2 separate regions of the Homo sapiens genome follow, and region 1 is linked to region 2. Evidence: read pairs that join two places in POLR2A ChIA-PET (ENCODE). Cell type or tissue: A673. All regions are shown on one strand. Links, peaks and the distances in the headings refer to the core of each region. The heading gives the core; the rest is flanking DNA.

Region 1 (5,390 bases), core at 256-5,255, 280 kb before region 2:
TATAAAGAGACAATTTAAACTTCAAAAAATAATGATTATACTATTACATAGTAAATAAAGCAGGAGACAAATGGAAGGAAGGAGGAAGGAATGAGGAAGGGCAAGTGGAGGGAGGAAGGGAGGGAAAGCAGGAAGGAAAGAAGAGAGGGAGGGAGGGGAGGCAAGCTCTCTTTATGGTAATAACAAAGTCAGGCAAGATTTAATAACAGTTGCTAAAATGGTGGGTAGTTTGATGAGGAAGAGCATATTTACATAATCTCAAAGTATCTCTCCACAAATTATCTATTTTTGATTTTAATGTTTTATTATAGTCATAGTTATATATATTTTTGGGATACAATGTGATACTTTAATACATGTATGCAATGTGGAATTATTAAATCAAGCTAATTAACATATATCCATCACCTATCATTTTTTGTGGTGAGACATTTGAAATATTCACTTAGGTTTTTGTTTTTTAAGAGACAACATCTTCCTCTGTCACCTAGGCTGGAGTGTAGTGGCATGATCATAGCTCACATAGCCTGGAACTCCTGGGTTCAAGCAATCCTCCTGACTCAGCCTGAGAATACAGGTGCAAGCCACCATGCCCAGCTACTTTTTTTACTTCTGTAGAGACAGAGTCTCACCACATTTGCCCAGGCTGGTCTTGAATTCCTGGACTCAAGCAAACCTCCCACCTCGACCTCACAAAGTGTTAGGATTACAGGTATGAGCCACTGCACCTCCCTACTCTTAGTTATTTTTAAATATACATTATTGTGGACTATAGTCACCTGCTATGTAATAGATCTCAAAACCTATTCCTCCTATTCCTCCTGTTGAGCTGAAACTTTATAACCTTTGATCAGCAACTCCCCCCTCCCTCACTTTACTACCACTCCTAGCCTCTGGTGATCATCACTCTACTCTCTTTGAGTTCAACTTTTTAAAATTACACACACAAATGAGATCATGTGGCATGTGTTTTTCTGTGCTCGGCTTATGTCACTTAGTATGTCTTCAAGGTTCATACATGTTGTCATGAATGACAGGATCTCCTTCATTTACAAGGCTGAATAGTATTCCATTGCATGTTATACACTACATCTTCTTTATCCATTCATCTGCTGATAAACAGGTTGATTCCATACATTGGCTATTGTGAATACTGCTGCAATCAACATTGGAGTGCAAGCATCCCTTCAACATACTGATTTCAATTCCTTTAGACATATACCCGGAAGTGGGATGACTAGATCACATGCTAGTTCTATTTTTAGTTTTTTGAGACCTTCATCTTGTTTTCCATAAATAGTTGTACTAATTTACATCTTCGCCAACAGTGTACGAGGGTTTCCTTGTCTCCCCATACCAACACTTGTTATTGTTCATCTTTTTTATAAAAACCATTCTAATAGATGTGAGGTGACATCTCACTTAATTTGCATTTTCCCGACGCTTAGTGATGTTGTACACTTTTTCATGAACCTGTTGGTCATCTGTAAGAAGTGTCTGTTCTGGTCCTTTGCCCATTTTTTAGCCAGGTTTTGTTGTTGTTGTTGCTACTTAGTTGAATTCCTTATATATTTTGGATATTAGCCCTTGTCAGATATATGGTTTACACATTTTGTTTTTTTACCTCTATGGGTTGTCTCTTCACTTAGTTTCTTTTCTTGTACAGAAACTATTTAGTTTGATACAGTCCCATTTGTCTATTTTTTGTGGTTGGTTGGTTGCCTGCTCTTTTAAAGTCACAACAAAAAATCATTGCCCAGATCAATGCCACAGAGCTTTCCCTGTGTTTTCTTCTAGTAGTTTTACAGTTTCAGGTCGTATGTTTTAAGTCTTTAATCCACTCAGTTCAAGTATGTGTATGACGTAAGGGTCTAATTTCATTCTCCTGCATGTGAATGACCACTTCTCCCAGCATCATCTATTGAATAGATTGTCCTTTACCCAGTGTGTGTTCTTGGCACCACTGTCAAAAATCAGCTGACCATAAATGCATGGGTTTGTTTCTGGGCTTTCTATCCTGTTCCTTTAGTACTGTTTTTATGCCAGTACCATGTTGTTTTGACTACAAATGCTTTATATTTTGAAAATAGGGAATGTAATGCCTCTGGCTTTGTTCTTTTTGTTCAAAATTGTTTTGCTATTAAGTCTTTTGTGGTTTCATACAAACTTTAAAGATTTTTTTTCTATTTCTGTGAAAAATGATATTGGGATTTTGATAGGGATTACACTGAATCTGCAGATCATTTTGGGTAATATGGACGTTTTAACATATTAATTCTTCCAACCCATGAATTTTAGGGAACTGTCATACTGTTTTCCACAATGGCTGCACTATTTTGCACTACTACTACCAATGCACAAGGGTTCCAATCCTTGCCAATACTTTTTTTTTCTTTTTGGCAATAGCTATCCTAATGGGTATGAAGTGGTATCTCACTGTGGTTTTGATTTTCTTTCCCTAATGATTAGTGATTAGTGATATTAAGCATCTTTTCATATTGGATTATTGACCATCTATATGTCTTCTTTGGAAAAATGAGTTTCCTTAAGGAACTCATGACCCAACAGTCATAGTTACAAAAGAAATGCAATACATTATAACTGCATTTGGAGGTGGGGCCTTTCAGTAGGTAATTAAGGTTAAATGAGGTCATAAGGATGGGACTCTAGTGTCCTTATGAGAGCTCTCTCTCATGCACAGGGGAGAGGCCATATGCCCACACAGCCAGTGGTTAGTTGTCTTTAAGCCAGTTAAAGAGCCTTCACTAGGAACTGAATTTGCCAGCACCTTAATCTTAGATTCTAGACTTCAGAAACGTGAGCAATTTCTGTTGTTTAAGCCATCCAGCCTGTGGCATTTTGTTATGGCAGCCCTTACAGAGGTATATCCCGTAAGTGAACTGTTGGATCATATGGCAATTCTATTTTTAATTTTGGGGATCAAATAACTCTATAATCAAAACCTGGCAGACACCACCTAAGCCAAGTATCAAACGCAACATCATGAACAAGTCAAACGTCATCTGTGCCTCATGATGTTATACATTATGAGGGACACAAAATTCTGTTATATTCTTGTCAAAATGCATTGGCTGAATCTAAACTGAAAATATCAGATAAAACCAGATTGCAAGACATTTTACAAAATAAATGCCCTACACTCTTCAAAAATGTCAAGGTAATGAAAGACAAAGAAAGGTTGAGTGACCTTTTCAGATTAAGGAAAACAAAAGAGACATGAAAACTAAATATAGTCATGCATCAATTACCAACAAGGATACATTCTGAGAAATGCATCATTAGGTGATTTCATCATTGTGCAAACATCAGAGTGTACTTACCCAAACCTAGATTGTAAAGCCTACTACACCTAGACTACATGATATAGCCTAATGCTCCTAGGCTATAAACCTGTACAACATGTTACTGTACTGAATATTGTAGGCAACTGTAACATAATGGTAAGTATTTGTGTATCTAAACATATCTACACATAGAAAAAGTACAGTAAAAATATAATATTATAACCTTATGGGACCACTGTTGTATATGCAGTCCATCCTTGACTGAAATGTCATTATTATGTGATGCATGCTGTAATTGATATCCTTAAAAAAATACATATGAAACATTTACTTCAGTGGGAAAATGGCATGATTTCTCCAATTTACTTAAATGGTACATTATTCAGCTGTAAAAAGGAAGAAAATTCTGACACATGTTACAATGTGGATGAACTTTGAGGACATTATGCTAAGAAAAATAAGCTAGGCACAAAAGGACAAATATTGCGTGATTCCACTTACCTGAAGTCCCTACAGTAGTCAAATTTATAAAAACAGAATATAGAATGGTGGTTGTTAGGGACGAGGGGATGGGGACATGGGGAGTTATTGTTTAATGGGTATAGAGTTTCACTTCTGCAAAACAAAAAGAGCTCTGTCAATGAAGGGTGGTGATGATCACACAACTTTGTGAATATACTTAATGCCACTAAACAATATGTTTTAAAATGGTTGACATGGTAAATTTTATGTTAATCTGTATTTTATGACAATTTTATTAAAAACTTAAACACTTAATTACCATATGACCCCAAAATTCCTCTCCTTAGTATACATCCAAGAGAACTGAAAACATGTATTAAGCAAAAATTTGTAAGTGAATATCCTTGGTATATATCCAAGAGAACTGAAAACATATATATATATAAAGCAAAAAACTTGTAAGTGAATATTCATAGCAGCATTATTCAAATTAGCCAAAACGTGGAAAAAATGTAAATGTTGAAAAATTCACCAAAATTCAGTGAAGTATAATTTTTTTCTTATATTTATTTATTTTGAGACAGAGTCTCACTCTGTCGCCCAGGCTGGGGTGCAGTGGTGTGATCTCAGCTCACTGCAGCCTCTGCCTCCCTGGTTCAAGTGATTCTCATGCCTCAGCCATCAGGGTAGCTGGGATTACCACCACACCCGGCTAATTTTTGTATTTTTAGTAGAGACAGGGTTATCACCATGTTGGCCAGGCTGGTCTCAAACTCCTGGCCTCAAGTGATCTGCCTGCTTTGGCCTCCCAGAGTGCTGGGATTACAAGTGTGAGCCACCATGCCAGGCCTGAAGTATAAATTTTTAATAGCTGTGATAAGATATAATACACATACCATGCAATTCTCCCAGAAAACGTACGCAATTCTCCCAGATAACATGTACAAATCAATGGTATGTATGTATAGGCGTATGTATGTATATGTATGTATGTATTTATGAATGAATGAATAAATGACAGGGCCTCGCTCTGTCGCCCAGGGTGGAACGCAGTGATGTCATCATAGCTCATTGCAGCCTTGACCTCCTGGGCTCAAGTAATCCTCTCACCTCAGCCTCCCAAAGTAGCTGGGGCTACAGATGTGCACCATCACACCTGCTAGTTCTTTTGCACAGATGAGGTCTCATTGTGTTGCTCAAGCTGATCTTGAACACCTGCACTCAAGCGAGCTTCCCACCTTGGCCTCCCAAAGCGTTAGGACTACAGGCATGAGCTACTGCACCTGGCCAATTCAATGCTTTTCCGTACTGCACATATATGCACAACCATCACCACAGTCAGTTTTCAAACATTATCATTACAGAAAGATCCCCTCCTGCAAAAAAAAAAAAAAAGCCATTCTGTACCCTTTAGCTATCAACCTCCTATCTCTCTGTTCGCCTAAGCCCTAACCAACCACTAACGTACTTTCTGTCTCTATAGACTTAACCTATTATGGAAATTTAATATAAACTGACTCATGTAATAGGTGGTCTTTCGTGTCTGGCTTCTTTCACTTAGCATAATGTTTTCAAACTCCAACGAAGCTGTAGAGTGTATTGGTATTTTATTCTTTTTAATGG
Region 2 (5,390 bases), core at 253-5,252:
GCCGAGATCATGCCACTGCACTCCAGCCTGGGCGACAGAGCGAGACTCCGTCTCAAAACAAAAAAAAAAGAAAAAGAATGAAATTTAGAAATGTCTGGAAACAAATGAAAATAGAAACACAACATACCAAAGCCTATGGAATACAGCAAAAGCAGTATTAATAGAGAAGTTTATGGCAATAAATGCTAATACCAAAAAAGTAGAAAATTTTCAAATAAACATCCTAATGATGCATCTCAAGGAAGCAGAAAAACAAGAACCAAACCCAAAATTAGTAAAAGGGGAAAAAAAAGATCAGAGCAGAAATAAAATTGAGACAAAATAAAACTGATCAACAAAATGAAGTTAATTTTTTCAAAGAATAAACAAAATCAAACCAGTAGCAAGACTGACCAAGAAAAAACGGGAAAAGATCCAAATAAATACAAAATCAGTCTGGGTGTGGTGGCTCATGCCTGTAATCCCAGCACTTTGGGAGGCTGAGGCGGACAGATCACTTGAGATCAGGAGTTCGAGACCAGCCTGGCCAACATGGTGAAACTCCGTCTCTACTAAAAATACAAATATTAGTGGGCATGGTGGCACACGCCTGTAATCCCAGCTACTCGGGTGGCTAAGGCATGAAAATCGCTGGAACCTGGGAGGCGGAGGTTGCAGTAAGCTGAGATCACACCACCGTACTCTCCAGTATGGGCGACAGAGTGAGACTCTGTCTAGAAAAAAAAAAAGAAAAAAAAAGGCTGGGCATGGTGGCTCATGCCTGTAATCTCAGCACTTTGGGAGGCAGAGGCAAGTGGACTGCTTGAGGTCAGGAGTTAGAGACCAACCTGGCCAACATGGCAAAACTTTGTCTCTACTAAAAATAGAAAAATTAGCCAGGAGTGGTGGTGGGCGCCTGTAGTCCCAGCTACCCGGGAGGCTGAGGCATGAGAATCACTTGAACCCAGGAGGTGGAGGTTGCAGTGAGCCAAAATCGCGCAGCTGCACACCAGCCTGGGTGACACAGCGAGACTCCGTCTCAAAATAGATAAAGGAATAAAATAAAAAAGAAAAAGGAGACATTGTAACTGACAGCATAGAAATGCAAAAAGGATCATTAAAGATGATTATGGACCAGGTGCAGTGGCTCATGCCTGTAATCCCAGCACTTTGGGAGGCCGAGGCGGGCAGATCACGAGGTCAGGGGATCGAGACCATCCTGGCTCACATGGTGAAACCCTGTCTCTACTAAAAATACAAAAAAAAAATTAGCTGGGCACAGTGGCACGTGCCTGTAGTCCCAGCTACTTGGGAGGCTGAGGCAGGAGAATCACTTGAACCCGGGAGGCGGAGGTTGTAGTGAGCTGAGATCGCGCCACTGCACTCCAGCCTGGAGGACAGAGCAAGACTCTGTCTCAGAAAAAGAAAAAAGAAAAAAGATGATTATGAACTATACACCAACAAATTAGAAATCCTAACAGAAATGGATAAATTCCTGGACAAACACAACTTACCAAGATTGAACCCAAAAGAAATAGAAAATCTGAACAGACTAATTATGAGTAATGAGATGGAATTTGCAAAAAAAAGTCTCCCATCAAAAGCAAAAACAAAAAAGGGCCCAGCTAAGACCTCAGAAGCACCATCAAAAACAAAAAATAGACAAATGGCTGGGTGTGCTGGCTCACATCTGTAATCCCAGCACTTTAGGAGGCCAAGATGGGCAGATTCAAGATGGGCAGATTCCTTGAGGTCAGGAGTTCAAGACCAGCCTGGCTAATGTGGTAAAATCCTGTCTCTATTAAAAATAGAAAAATTGGCCAGGCATGGTGGTACATGACTGTGGTTCCAGCTGCTCAAAAGGCTAAGCCAGGAGAGTCATTTGACCCTGGGAGGCAGAAGTTGCAGTGAGCCAAGATCGCACCATTGCACTCCAGCCTGTACGACAGAGGGAGATTCTGTCTCAAAAGAAAGAAAAAAAAAAGACAAATGGGACTATATTAAACTAAAAATCTTCTGCACAGCAAAGGGAAACAATCAACAGAGTAAAGAGACAACCTACTGAATGGGAGAAAGCCATTCTGCAAGCTATTCATCTGATGGAAGGTTGATATCCAGCATATACAAGGAACTCAAACAACTCAACAGCAAAAAAAAACAAATAATGGAGTTGAGGCAAATTAGCTGAAAATAGTTATCTTTCAAACGAAGACAGAAAAACAGCCAACATTCATAGTAAAAAAAAAAAAAAAAAAAAAAAGCTTGCCGTCTCACTAATCAGCAGGGAAATGCAAATCAAAACCACAATGAGATATTATCTCACCCCAGTTGGGATGGCTATTTTCCAGAAGAAAAATAACAGATGCCAGTGAGGATGTGGAGAAAAGGGAACTCTTACACACTGTTGGTGGGAATGTAAATTAGTACAGTCGTTATGGAAAACAGTATGAAAGTTCCTCAAAAAACTAACAATAGAACTACCTTATGATCCAGCAATCCCATTACTGGGTATATATCTGAAGGAAAGGAAATCAGTATGTTAAAGAGCTATTTGCACCCCTATGTTTATTGCATCATTAGTCACGATAGCCAAGATAATGGAATCAACCTAAGTGGTCATCAACAGATAAATGGATAAAGAAAATGTAGTATGAGTCCATGTATATGAGGCATCTAGAGAAGTCAGACTCACACAGACAGAAAGTAGAATGGTGGTTTTCAGGGCCTGAGGGAAGGGGAAATGGGGAGTTGTTGAATGGTTAGAATTTCAGTTTGGTAAGATGAAAAGATTTCTGGAGATTGATTATATAACAATATGAATGTACTTTACTGAACTGTGCACTTAAAAATGGTTAAGATGATATATTTATGCTATGTATTTACTACAATTTTTGAAAAGAAAAAATCATTCAGAGGAAGGAAAATACATATAGAATAATAAAAATTAAAATAACTGCTGATCTCTCATCAGAAACAATGAAGGTCAGAAGACTAGAATGGTATCCTTTAAATGCTGAAAGAAAACAGAACTGTCATTCTGGAATTCTATACCTAGCAAAATCTCTCTCAAAACTGAAGGTGAAATTAAGAAATTTCCAGATAAATGAAAGCTGGGAAAATTTCTCACCAGGCCACTCACATGGCAAGAAATGGCAAAGGGAGCTCTTCATACTAAAGAGTAAGAAAACCAGGTGAAAACCTCACTAGACATTGTTTGAGTTTTGCTTCTAACACTTATACATATTTTAAAGAAGTTAAAACGGAAAAATAATCTTTCACAGTTATGCAGGGATTTACTATTTCTGTTGCTCTTCCTTCATTCCTGAAAATTCAAGTTTCCTTCTAGTACCATCTTGCTTCAGCCTGAGGAAATTTCTTATCAGTTTTTAAAAGCAGATCTCTTGGAAATGCTCTTATTTTTCCTTTATCTGAGAACGTCTTAATTTTGTTTACATTCCCAAAGGATACTTTTGCCGAATATAAACTCCTTGGTTGGCAGAGGGTTTTTTTATTTTCTTTTTTTCTTTTTTTTTTTTGAGACGGAGTTTTGCTCTTCTCGCCCAGGCTGGAGTGCAATGGCGCAACCTCCGCCTCCAGGGTTCAAGCGATTCTCCTGCCTCAGCCTCCCAAGTAGCTGGGATTACAGGCGCCCACCACCATGCCTGGCTAATTTTTTTGTATTTTTAGTAGAGACGGGGTTTCACCATGTTGGCCAGGCTGGTCTCGAACTCCTGACCTCAGATGACTCACCTGCCTCGGGCTCCCAAAGTGCTGGGATTACAGGTGTGAGCCACAGTGTCCGGTGGCAGAGGGTTTTTTCTTTCCATTAGTTTCAAGTGTGTTTTCCTTTATTACATGGAATGTTGTTTTCACAGGAGCTTTGAAATCTGTGTCTGATAATTCCAACATCTGGGTTATTTTGAGGTTTGTACCTGTGACTTCCATTGAGAATGGGTTATATTTTTCTGGTTTTCAATATGCTGAGACATTTTGGATTACAGATCCTGAATGCTGTGAACATGATGTTGTGTAGATGCTGGGTTCTGTTATAATCCCATGGAGAAGTGCTATTTTTTTGTTTGTTTGTTTTGAGACAGGGTCTCACTCAGTTGCCCAGGCTGGAGTGCAGTGGCGTGATCTCGGCCCACTGCAACCTCCACCTCCTGGCTTCAAGCGATTCTCCTGCCTCAGCCACCTGAGTAGCTGGGATTACAGGGGCCCACTACCAAGCCCAGCTAATTTTTGTATTTTTAGTAGAGATGGGGTTTCACCATGTTGGCCAGTCTGATCTTCAACTCCTGACCTCAGGTGATCTGCCCACCTCAGCCTCCCAAAGTGCTAGAATTATAGGCGTGAGCCACCGCACCCGGCCGAGAAGTGATATTTTTATAGGAAATCAACCTGGTTAGGCTCAGACTGCAAGTTCTGTCTCTCCTCCTGTGTATGGTAGTTCAAATCTTCTTTCAGTTCACATAGGCTTTGTTGCACTCGATTCGGTTTGTCCCACACATGTGTAGCCCAAGGTGATCCTAAGACTCACATAGTTTCATTCCCAGAGTTAGAAGATCCCTTCTCCAGCTCTCTTCATTCTGGAATATACTAGCTCCTTCCAGCCCCAATGGGGCTCCTCTTCTGGTTCCCCTACTCAGAAAGATGGGGTTTTTTATGACATTTTAGCCATTTGCACTGTGCTACTTTGTGATGGGGCCCAACCTGGAGGCAAATGCATGAAAGACAAAAAGTTCATCTCTGTGTAGTCACTTCTACAAGTTCTTCTCCTCTTTACAATCTATCTCCTTTTATTTATTTTTCAGAGTCTTTGGGTATTGCACTTTGGATTTTGTCCAGAGTTTTTAGTTGTAATCAGTGGGAAGGAAAGCCTGTGGTGGCTTCCACCACCATAGTGGAACTGGAACTACCCAATTCTTTTTCGGTTTCTACATCCATCCTAAAATCCACCATCTCTTCACCTATTATATCCTTTACCCACAATAGATTAAAAAATTAACATAATTATTTTAAAGTCTTGTAGGCTGGGTCCAAAATATGGGTTTATTTTGATCTCTTTCTAGATACTGAGTTCTCTCAACTATGGGTTAATGTATACGGTTTCTTCATATGTCTGGCATTTTCTCATTGTATACTGAATATTCTCGACGATATATTATTGGAACATCATAGGAAAAGCCATGTAAACTGAATTTCACTTCTTTCAAGAGTCAGATCTCTTGCAGTTTCTGCCTTTTTTATTGCTCTTCAGGGCCTTAAAAAAGTTATTTTTTAATATTTTGTCCAGAGTTTATAATTATTACAGTAGGTTTAGCATGATGCGAGCAACTCCACTACTACAAGAAAATATATCGTCTTTCTGGATTTAAGAAAGCTTCCTTCCTACCCTCCCAACTTCCTTT

The links. ChIA-PET counts read pairs that join two places held together with the same protein. Peaks named below come from ENCODE experiments on the same cell type or tissue, not always from the same donor. Only the 100,000 strongest peaks of a DNase experiment are listed, where the experiment ranks them.
Region 1: POLR2A ChIA-PET joins it to region 2 with 5 read pairs; 2 of 35 experiments call an interaction of 5 or more read pairs at or near these places.

What each region holds. Positions count from the first base shown.
Region 1 is chr11:77,964,618-77,970,007 of GRCh38, forward strand. The region is part of intron 4 of INTS4 (integrator complex subunit 4); the gene reads right to left. Among named protein-coding and RNA genes, the nearest start is that of INTS4, 27 kb to the right of the region's middle. In A673, for the core only: no CTCF peak of the experiment used is centred there; no DNase peak of the experiment used is centred there.
Region 2 is chr11:78,242,448-78,247,837 of GRCh38, forward strand. The region is part of intron 3 of GAB2 (GRB2 associated binding protein 2); the gene reads right to left. Among named protein-coding and RNA genes, the nearest start is that of USP35, 56 kb to the left of the region's middle. In A673, for the core only: no CTCF peak of the experiment used is centred there; a DNase peak (open chromatin) is centred at 2,334; H3K4me3 peaks cover 685 bases.